2 separate regions of the Homo sapiens genome follow, and region 1 is linked to region 2. The links are chromatin contacts, found by Hi-C or POLR2A ChIA-PET in ENCODE. All regions are on one chromosome and are shown on one strand. Each heading gives the region's core, a stretch centred on a gene start or an enhancer-like site at or near the end of the contact. The rest is flanking DNA. Distances are from core to core; before and after follow the strand shown. Region 1 has its middle 30 kb from the start of C18orf54. Region 2 overlaps POLI (DNA polymerase iota).

Region 1 (3,993 bases), core at 1,493-3,992, 100 kb after region 2:
ACCAGAAAGGACTTATTCCCTAAGGCAGGATTGCTAAACAAAGCCTTGCCGCACCCCCAGGATGTAGAACAAGATGGAGGCCTGCAGCGAAGTTTGCTACGAACCATGCAGACATGCAAAGCACACCAGATTGGCTACAGCTGAAGATCAGCCTCACAAATCCTTTTTCACAAAACTTTACAGAGGATATAAACAGTGATCCTTATCATTCCTAGCCTAGTAAAACATCTTCTGAAGGAAAAACCTCACTTAAAAGTTAACTGCTGGTGGGTTGGAGAAGGGGAAGAAAAGAAACAGTTTAAAAATGCCTGAGGAAGAGCATCTTATTCTTATACAACTGGTTGCTCCACCAGGGAGAAAAACTTAATTACTATCTGTTGGAGTTGAACCCCTTGGCAGGGGAAGGGGAAGATCTCGTGGCATTCCCCAGCCCCAGCCAGTTAGAGACAGGACCAGCTGGATTTCCTAGGCTGATTAAGAATCCCTAAGCCTAGCTGGGAAGGTGACCACAACCACCTTTAAACAAGGGGCTTGCAACTTAGTTCACACCTGACCAATCAGGTAATAAGGAGAGCTCACTAAAATTCTAATTAGGCAAAAACAGGAGGTAAAGAGTAGCCAAGAATCTATTGCCTGAGAGCACAGCAGGAGGGACAATGATAGGGATATAAACCCAGGCATTGGAGCAGGCAGCGGCTACCCTCTTTGGGTCCCCTCCCTTTGTATGGGAGCTCTGTTTTCACTCTATTAAATCTTGCAGCTGCACTCTCTTCTGGTCTATGTTTGTTACGGCTCAAGCTGAGCTTTTGCTCGCCGTCCACCACTGCTGTTTGCCGCCGTCGCAGACCCGCCGCTGACTTCCATCCTCTGGATCCAGCAGGGTGTCTGCTGTGCTCCTGATCCAGTGAGGCGCCCATTGCCACTCCGGATCGGGCTAAAGGCTTGCCATTGTTCCTGCATGGCTAAGTGTCCAGGTTTGTGCTATTCGAGCTGAACACTAGTCACTGGGTTCCACGGTTCTCTTCCGTGACCCACGGCTTCCAATAGAGCTATAACACTCACTGCATGGCCCAAGATTCCATTCCTTGGAATCTGTGAGGCCGAGAACCCCAAGTCAGAGAACACGAGGCTTGCCAGCATCTTGAGAGCCGCCCGCCGCCATTTTGGAAGCGCCCACCACCATCTTGGGAGCTCTGGGAGCAAGGACCCCCAGCTAACACCAGGAGGGAAGGAGGAGTGAGAAGCCCCTGCTTGCCTGTCTATCCCAAAAAAGAAAGGAAAAGGCCATGGAAATGCCCCGACCCCTGGGAGTGACAGAGGTAGGAGCACAGTTTCCCCTACCCTTAGAAGTCCAAGGATGAAAAAGGTTAGAAAGGACAGTGAGAGGTTTTGAGTCCCCATTTCATTCACTTCTAAACATTGGGCACCAAAGCTGTTGTAGGACTTACTCCTTAGTGCAGCTAAGAGCTGGGTCCTTGTGACATAGCCCTGAAATATTAGGCTTGTAGACCCTTTGAGGGGTGAGAATAATGGAATTTATCGGGCAAAAAGGAAAAAAGGGAAACAAGGACTCTGAAAAACCAGAGTCCCTGCTAGTGTGCTTCCTGCCTCCCAGATCGAATTCCAGGTTTCACCCAGGAAGAGGAAGGGCCAGGCTTTTCCTTGCTGCAAATGGCATGAACTTCTGTGGCTCCACCCCAGTGCACACTCATCCCAGTGCACAGGCCTGTTGGAATTTCTCTGGGAACCCATTTCCACCTGGCAGTCTCAATACAGACTATTTTCACTGCCCTGAAAATCCTCTGTGCTCCGCCTGTTGGTCCCAACTCCAACTGCCTGAAAATCCACTTTAAAATGAGGTAAATTAAACCTATTTTGGAGGAGCTATTTCTTTTTTTGATGTTGCTGCTCCTGTTCATTAAATAGGAGCAACAGTTGTGTATTTTGGATGACGTTGCTGTAGCCTTCTGACCTCTTGAGCCCTCAAAACAGATTTTTTAGTTTTTAAATGTTTTCCATTTCATCAGTTATATGTTCAGTTTTACAGATTTAGGACTAAATCTAGGAAAATTCAGTCCATTATAAAGAGTCAAGTCCATTTATGTTGCTACAGCAAAATGCTTGAGACTGGGTAATTTATAGAAAACATAAATATATTTCTGACAGTTCTGGAGGCAGGGAAGTCCAAGCTGCTGGCAGATGTTTGGCTGTCTGGTGATGGCTGCTCTCTGCTTCTAAAATGGCGTCTTAATGCTGCATTCTTTGGAGGGGGGGAACTTTGTGTCATTACATGATGGAAGGGACAGAAAGCAAAAGGGATCCACCAGCTTCCTTCACCAAGCTCTTTTAGAATGACATTGATTCTGCTCATGACTTAAATACCTCCCAAAAGTCTCTGTCTTCCAATACTGTTGCATTGGGAATTAAGTTTCCAACACATGAATTTAGGGAACACATGCAGACCACATGTGGTTTTGCATTGTGTTGCTTTTTCAAGCCTGGCTCAATGGTCACTATCAGTTTGGGTCTAATCTAGAAGCAAACCAAATAGTGATTTTAAACAAGGGAAGTTTAATAAAAAAGTTTTAAACTAGTTGAGGGAGAGTACCCAAGAAAGGGCAGACTTGGAAGAGGGAGCCCAAAGTCTGGATTCAGACCTTGTTGAAAAAAGGGTAACTGTGGCTCGCTGGATTGCAGTGAAAGTTATGGTTTGCTCAGACCAGTGCTGGCTGGTGTTTAGTTACCAGGCAAGCAGGAAGCCACAATGGTGACTCAGTGTGTGAGAATGCAGAAAGAGTTGGGGGAGGGGCACTAGTGCTGGCAGGACATCTGGAGTGTGAGGTGTCTCTTTTGGGAGGGTCGTAGAAGGTGATCACCAGCCCGGATGAGGTCTATAAAGTCACTAAGAATAATACATTACCAGAGCGTGGCTAGGGCAGAGCTGCCCCAGATGTCTTCACACCCACGCTTCTTATTGATGGTGTAGCTGCCAGAAAGCAGCAGGAGAGACCCTCTGGGGTGAATTGGGAGCTGAGAGACCGTACATTGATAACTAGTGCAGAAGCTGATCAGGTTGTAGGAAGGTTTTGATGAGAGAGCTCATCACAATGTAAATATAAAATATCTCACTCATCCTCCTTTGCCCTCCTTGTTTTGCAACATATTGCATAGCCTGTCCAAGAAATGTGGGCATATGGGTAAGGTAGTGAAAATACCAGGTCATTTAGAAAACTGAGGAACCGTGAAAACTCTTGAGCCAATATTTTCAAAATCTAATGAATGTGATAACTTCATAAAATAGTTCATGAACTAGAAATTGGGACTACTGTTTATATTCTGGAGTTACATGAATGGCACCCTCAATATAGCAGGAGCATAGAGCATTCCTTTCATTACTTTTCATCAAGATGGTCATATAGTTTTATATGAGCAATTCTGGAAGTGGAAAATTCTCTGCAGTCGGAATGCTTTGTTTCTTAGCATATACTTGCTTCAGTTAAGTCATGATTTACATTTCTGTCTTCACATTTTACTCTTAATTTTGCCTCTTAAGACAATTTCATATACATATTTCAATCTTCCTAATTTCTGTTGAAATCAACAGAAGTAATGTTCCATCCTTTAGGCTCAATGTTTCTAAATTATTTCTTTGGTAAAAGTTTTATTTCTTCTTTACCGTTTCACCTTTCTAGATGCTTTCTAGCTTTCAATTTTTTTTTTTTAATGTGGCACCAGATGTCCAGAATTCATAGAGTAGAATGTGGGGACTCTGTTTAATAGTTTATTATAGTACTTTATTCAACTAGTATTTATTTGGCTCCTGGCACTGTTCTAGGGCTGTGTGTGTCGGGGGGTGTGGGGGGTGGTGATCACAAATAAGGCGTCGCTCTATCATGAGGAACTCAGTGGAGGAAATATGTAAGTGGAGAAATGTATACTATAACCAGGTAAGTGTTGCTTCAGAGAAATGAAGATAGAACAACTGATAAAGAA
Region 2 (3,972 bases), core at 318-2,817:
AACTCTTGCCATAATCATACAATAAAGCTTGGAGTTGGTACTAGAGCTTTAGAGTTTTCATAACTTTGAATTATTTTATATTAACTGTTTTATATTAACTGTTAATACAGTAATATTTTATATTAACTTTCTAGTGAGTACAATAGCTTGCAGATAAAAAACTGTTAATATAAAAGTGAACTAAATGGCTCAAACTAAGGACAAGAGGTAAGTTAGTGAAGAATGTATTGAATATTTATTTGACTGTACACTGATAATAATTAGATATAGTTATTTGAGTTTGTGCTAATCCTTATTTATGCTTCTTTGATAGTCCTTTAGTGAAGAAGATTCATTTAAAAAATGTTCATCTGAAGTTGAAGCTAAAAATAAGATTGAAGAACTACTTGCTAGTCTTTTAAACAGGTGATTTTCAATCCATTTTGCCAAGTCATCCTATGTATTCATTCTATATACGGTATGTGGAAAGAATATTTGATGTTCCATCTTGGAACTGACAGATTATCTGGAGACTAAACAATGTAAAAATAATTTATCATGGGATTTCTCTGCTTTATAAACTGTTGTAAAGATGGTAATAGGGGGTCTTACCTAAATTGAATTCATTGGTCTTAATTCTGTTAACACTGTGGTTATGCTATGGATCTAAAGCTGCAGATAGTTACCTAAAGGGGTTTTATGGATATTTCTAACATTTCTAGACTTATTCTGGTCTTCAGGTGAGAAGAAGAAGTTTTAATTTTTCCCTGTGGCAATTGCAAAGCCTCTGCCCTCAACCTAATAGTTAGTTGCATTTCATTAAGTTAGTACCATGCTAAATACAAATACATGCGAAATACAAAACCCGTGAAATTAACCATTTATCTGTGCCTCTGCTAATAGTTACTTGCATTTCATTAAGAAGAAAAAAATGCAAAGAGGAATAATACTGTCATAATTCTAAAACTCCTGATACAGGAACAACTATATAAATTTGTGATTGTTGAGGATAGGAAATTATTAAAGTAACAGTGATGGAAGAAGCAGAAGAACCCTTGTATCTCTTTTGCCTCAGACTGTAAAATAAAATGGAGTCGAAGGAAAGAATGGCTAGCTGGCGCTGTGTGTGAGTAGGGTGAGTGACTGCAGGTGTGTGCAGGGTTTCTGATCTGTATGTAAAGAGTATCAACTGGGGTTATAAATATATGAGTAGTACAAGATAAACTGAAAAGGAAATTTAATTTTGTGGTGCTCCTTGTCATTATACATGTATTTCTCAATATTCCATATTCCACAGATGAGTATTATCTGTTTTCGTCCCATTTCTTTGTTTCTCCTCTTCTTGTTAGAAATTTCTCAAATTGTGGTTTCAGGGCTCTAACAGTTTAGAGTAGGTGTGCTTCTCTAATGATTCTAGGAGGACTAACTGTATTTAGAGAAAATGGTTTTTGGTTGGTTCTAAGTCTGAGAAAACTGAAGAAGTGAAATTTCCTCCAACTTTGCTGTCGTGTGCAATGTGGCACTCAAATGTCTTGAGCAGAGCCATGCAGCTCATTGTTGGCTGCATGCAGCTGGGGCTGGCTGTATGACTGGCCTCCCGTGATATGACTCAGGCTGGGCCTGCGAGTATGCTAGTGAAACTGGGTCATTTGCTTCAGCTAAATAGAAGACTACCCTGAAATGCCTAACCTTTGGAGACAGTTCTTCACATAGAAAAACCACAAGAAGTATAAGTTTTACAGGTTCTCTTATTTGAAGAGTCAACCCAGAAGTGAGACCAGGTGCTCTAAACCTGTGACATACAAAACCTGTGAAATTAACCATTTGTCTGTATCTCTGCTTCCCGGCTCCTTTTCTCCCACACCACGGGCCCTTATTTCAGTGACTGAATTATAACACCATCTAAGTGACTTGCAAAAAAAAAAATTACAGGAGTGTGTGTGTGTGTGTGTGTGTGTGTGTGTGTGTATTTGTGTATAATTAGTTTTGTTTTCTCTAGAGTATGTTATGATTAATACTATAGGTATGTAAGAAATGTAAAACCGTATTATTTTTAATCCATCCTCTAGGCACTAGTTTAAGATTGCTTACGATACAGCCTTTTTCTAATGTGTCTTAATTAGCATATCATACTCTTTGAATTGCATAATTAATATAACACGTTTAACTGGAAGATATTTAAACTAGTAACCATTTAAGGTATTTTATCCTAGTTAAGCAGCCATCGAGAAGTTTTGTCACAAAGCAGTAAGAGATAGAAAAAATTATTTACTACAGAACTATTTAATTTTTTATGTTTTTGCGATAGGGTCTTGCTCTGTCACCCAGGCTGGATGGCAGTAGTGCAGTTAGGGCTCACTGCAGCCTCAGCCTCCTGGGCTCAAGCAATCCTCCCACCTCAACCGCCAGAATAGCTGGGAAGGCACCTGCCATCAAGCCTAGCTAATTTTTAAATTTTTGTAGATGAGGTCTTGCTATGTTGCCCAGGCTGGTCTTGAACTCCTGGGCTCAAGTGATCCTCCCACCTCAACTTCCCAAAGTGTTGGGATTACAGGTACGAGGCACCGTGCCTGGCCCAGAACTATTTTTTTCAGATCAGAATCTTCAAGTTGAGTGTGTTTAACAATGTGCAATACTTGCATTTTATGTTTGAGATTTGGTTTTATATGCATTGCCATGTGTATAAAAAGGGAAATGTTATCCTTTAATGACATTTTTTCCAGTACTACTTAAGTGAATTTGTCATATCACTAAAACCTTTGTTTCAACACCAAAACCAAGACATTTGCATGAAACTCTTCTAAAAAATGCATGTACTCATATTGTATATTAATTATATACTAAATATAGTATATGCTCTTTTAAGATATTGCTCTAATAAGCTATCATATAATGGTAATAGTGATTACTCTTTAACAAAAGTAATGTCATTTTGTAAAAAAAAATCTTTTTTTTGGTAATCTCGTAAGAAAAAAGTTTGAAAAAAGTTCTTTTGTTATTTTTCACTTATTTGCTTTTGTCAGTGAATGATTCAGTTTCTTAAATTTCCTGCTGATTTTAATTTGTTGCCTTTTGGTTAGGTGTGTTGGCTTACGTCTGTAATCCCAGCATTTTGGGAGGCTGAGGTGGGGGGATCACCTGAGGTCAGGAGTTCGAGACCAGCCTGGCCAACATGGCAAAACCACCTCTCTACTAAAAATACAAAAATTAGCCAGGTGTGGTCACACATGCCTGTAGTCCCAGCTACTCAGGAGGCTGAGGCAGGAGAATTGCTTGAACCTGGGAGGTGAAGGTTGCAGTGAGCTGAGATTGTGCCACCACATTCCAGCCTGGGCAACAGAGTGAGACTCCATCTCAAAAAAAAAAAAATTGGTTGCTTTTAGTTTTGTTTTGGATCTGTATTATAAAACAGTTTGTTATGATTGTATCTTATATCTCTTCTATTTCTGACAGCACTCAATTCTGAGTGAGGCCTGAGAGCTTGACATCTAAACATTCAGAGTTTTAGTGCATAGACTTTGTGATGATTATTTGGATACTCAGGGACCTTTATTGCTTACTATTTTGTTATCTGCTATATGTATAATTGTCATATTTAACAAAATCTGGCACCTTTAGATAAATGAGATGTTACATAATTTAAAAAGGTAATACTTTTCTAATTCCTTATTTCCACTTTCTCTTTATTTTTAGAGTATGCCAAGATGGAAGGAAGCCTCATACAGTGAGATTAATAATCCGTCGGTATTCCTCTGAGAAGCACTATGGTCGTGAGAGTCGTCAGTGCCCTATTCCTTCACATGTAATTCAGAAATTAGGGACAGGTATGGACTAGTTTTCCAACAGTTTCATTAGCAGGTTGAACTCTTAAATAAGCCAACTTTGAATGAGAAATATGCTCCAAAAATGGAGGGTCTTCACAGGGAATTAGCAAGCAATTAAATGCTTTTATTCTATCAGGAATTTTCACTGGAAAACTTTGTTGTTTGTTTA

Evidence for each region. Hi-C counts contacts between places; a loop is a spot of excess contacts on that map. ChIA-PET counts read pairs that join two places held with the same protein, here RNA polymerase II (POLR2A). Pooled maps may share reads with other maps.
Region 1: a loop to region 2 is called in a map with no recorded cell type, with 5 times the contacts of the local background. The contact joins two enhancer-like sites. A Hi-C loop is called at or near these places in 1 of 168 maps with a recorded cell type or tissue (HCT116), 5 of 37 single-sample maps with no recorded cell type and 7 of 50 pooled maps. POLR2A ChIA-PET finds 5 or more read pairs at or near these places in 5 of 52 experiments (H1, HEK293, Panc1 and 2 more).

The regions. Positions count from the first base shown.
Region 1 is chr18:54,386,154-54,390,146 of GRCh38, forward strand. No RefSeq gene overlaps it. Among named protein-coding and RNA genes, the nearest start is that of C18orf54, 30 kb to the left of the region's middle. RefSeq lists an enhancer at 419-1,104. Within about 2 kb of position 2,743, at least 7 of the 41 ENCODE cell types and tissues checked have a DNase peak (open chromatin) inside an H3K27ac peak, as active enhancers do.
Region 2 is chr18:54,283,609-54,287,580 of GRCh38, forward strand. It overlaps POLI (DNA polymerase iota), which reads left to right. Exons shown (of 10, transcript NM_007195.3): 7 at 314-405; 8 at 3,673-3,803. Among named protein-coding and RNA genes, the nearest start is that of POLI, 16 kb to the left of the region's middle. RefSeq lists an enhancer at 1,602-1,791. Within about 2 kb of position 1,568, at least 4 of the 41 ENCODE cell types and tissues checked have a DNase peak (open chromatin) inside an H3K27ac peak, as active enhancers do.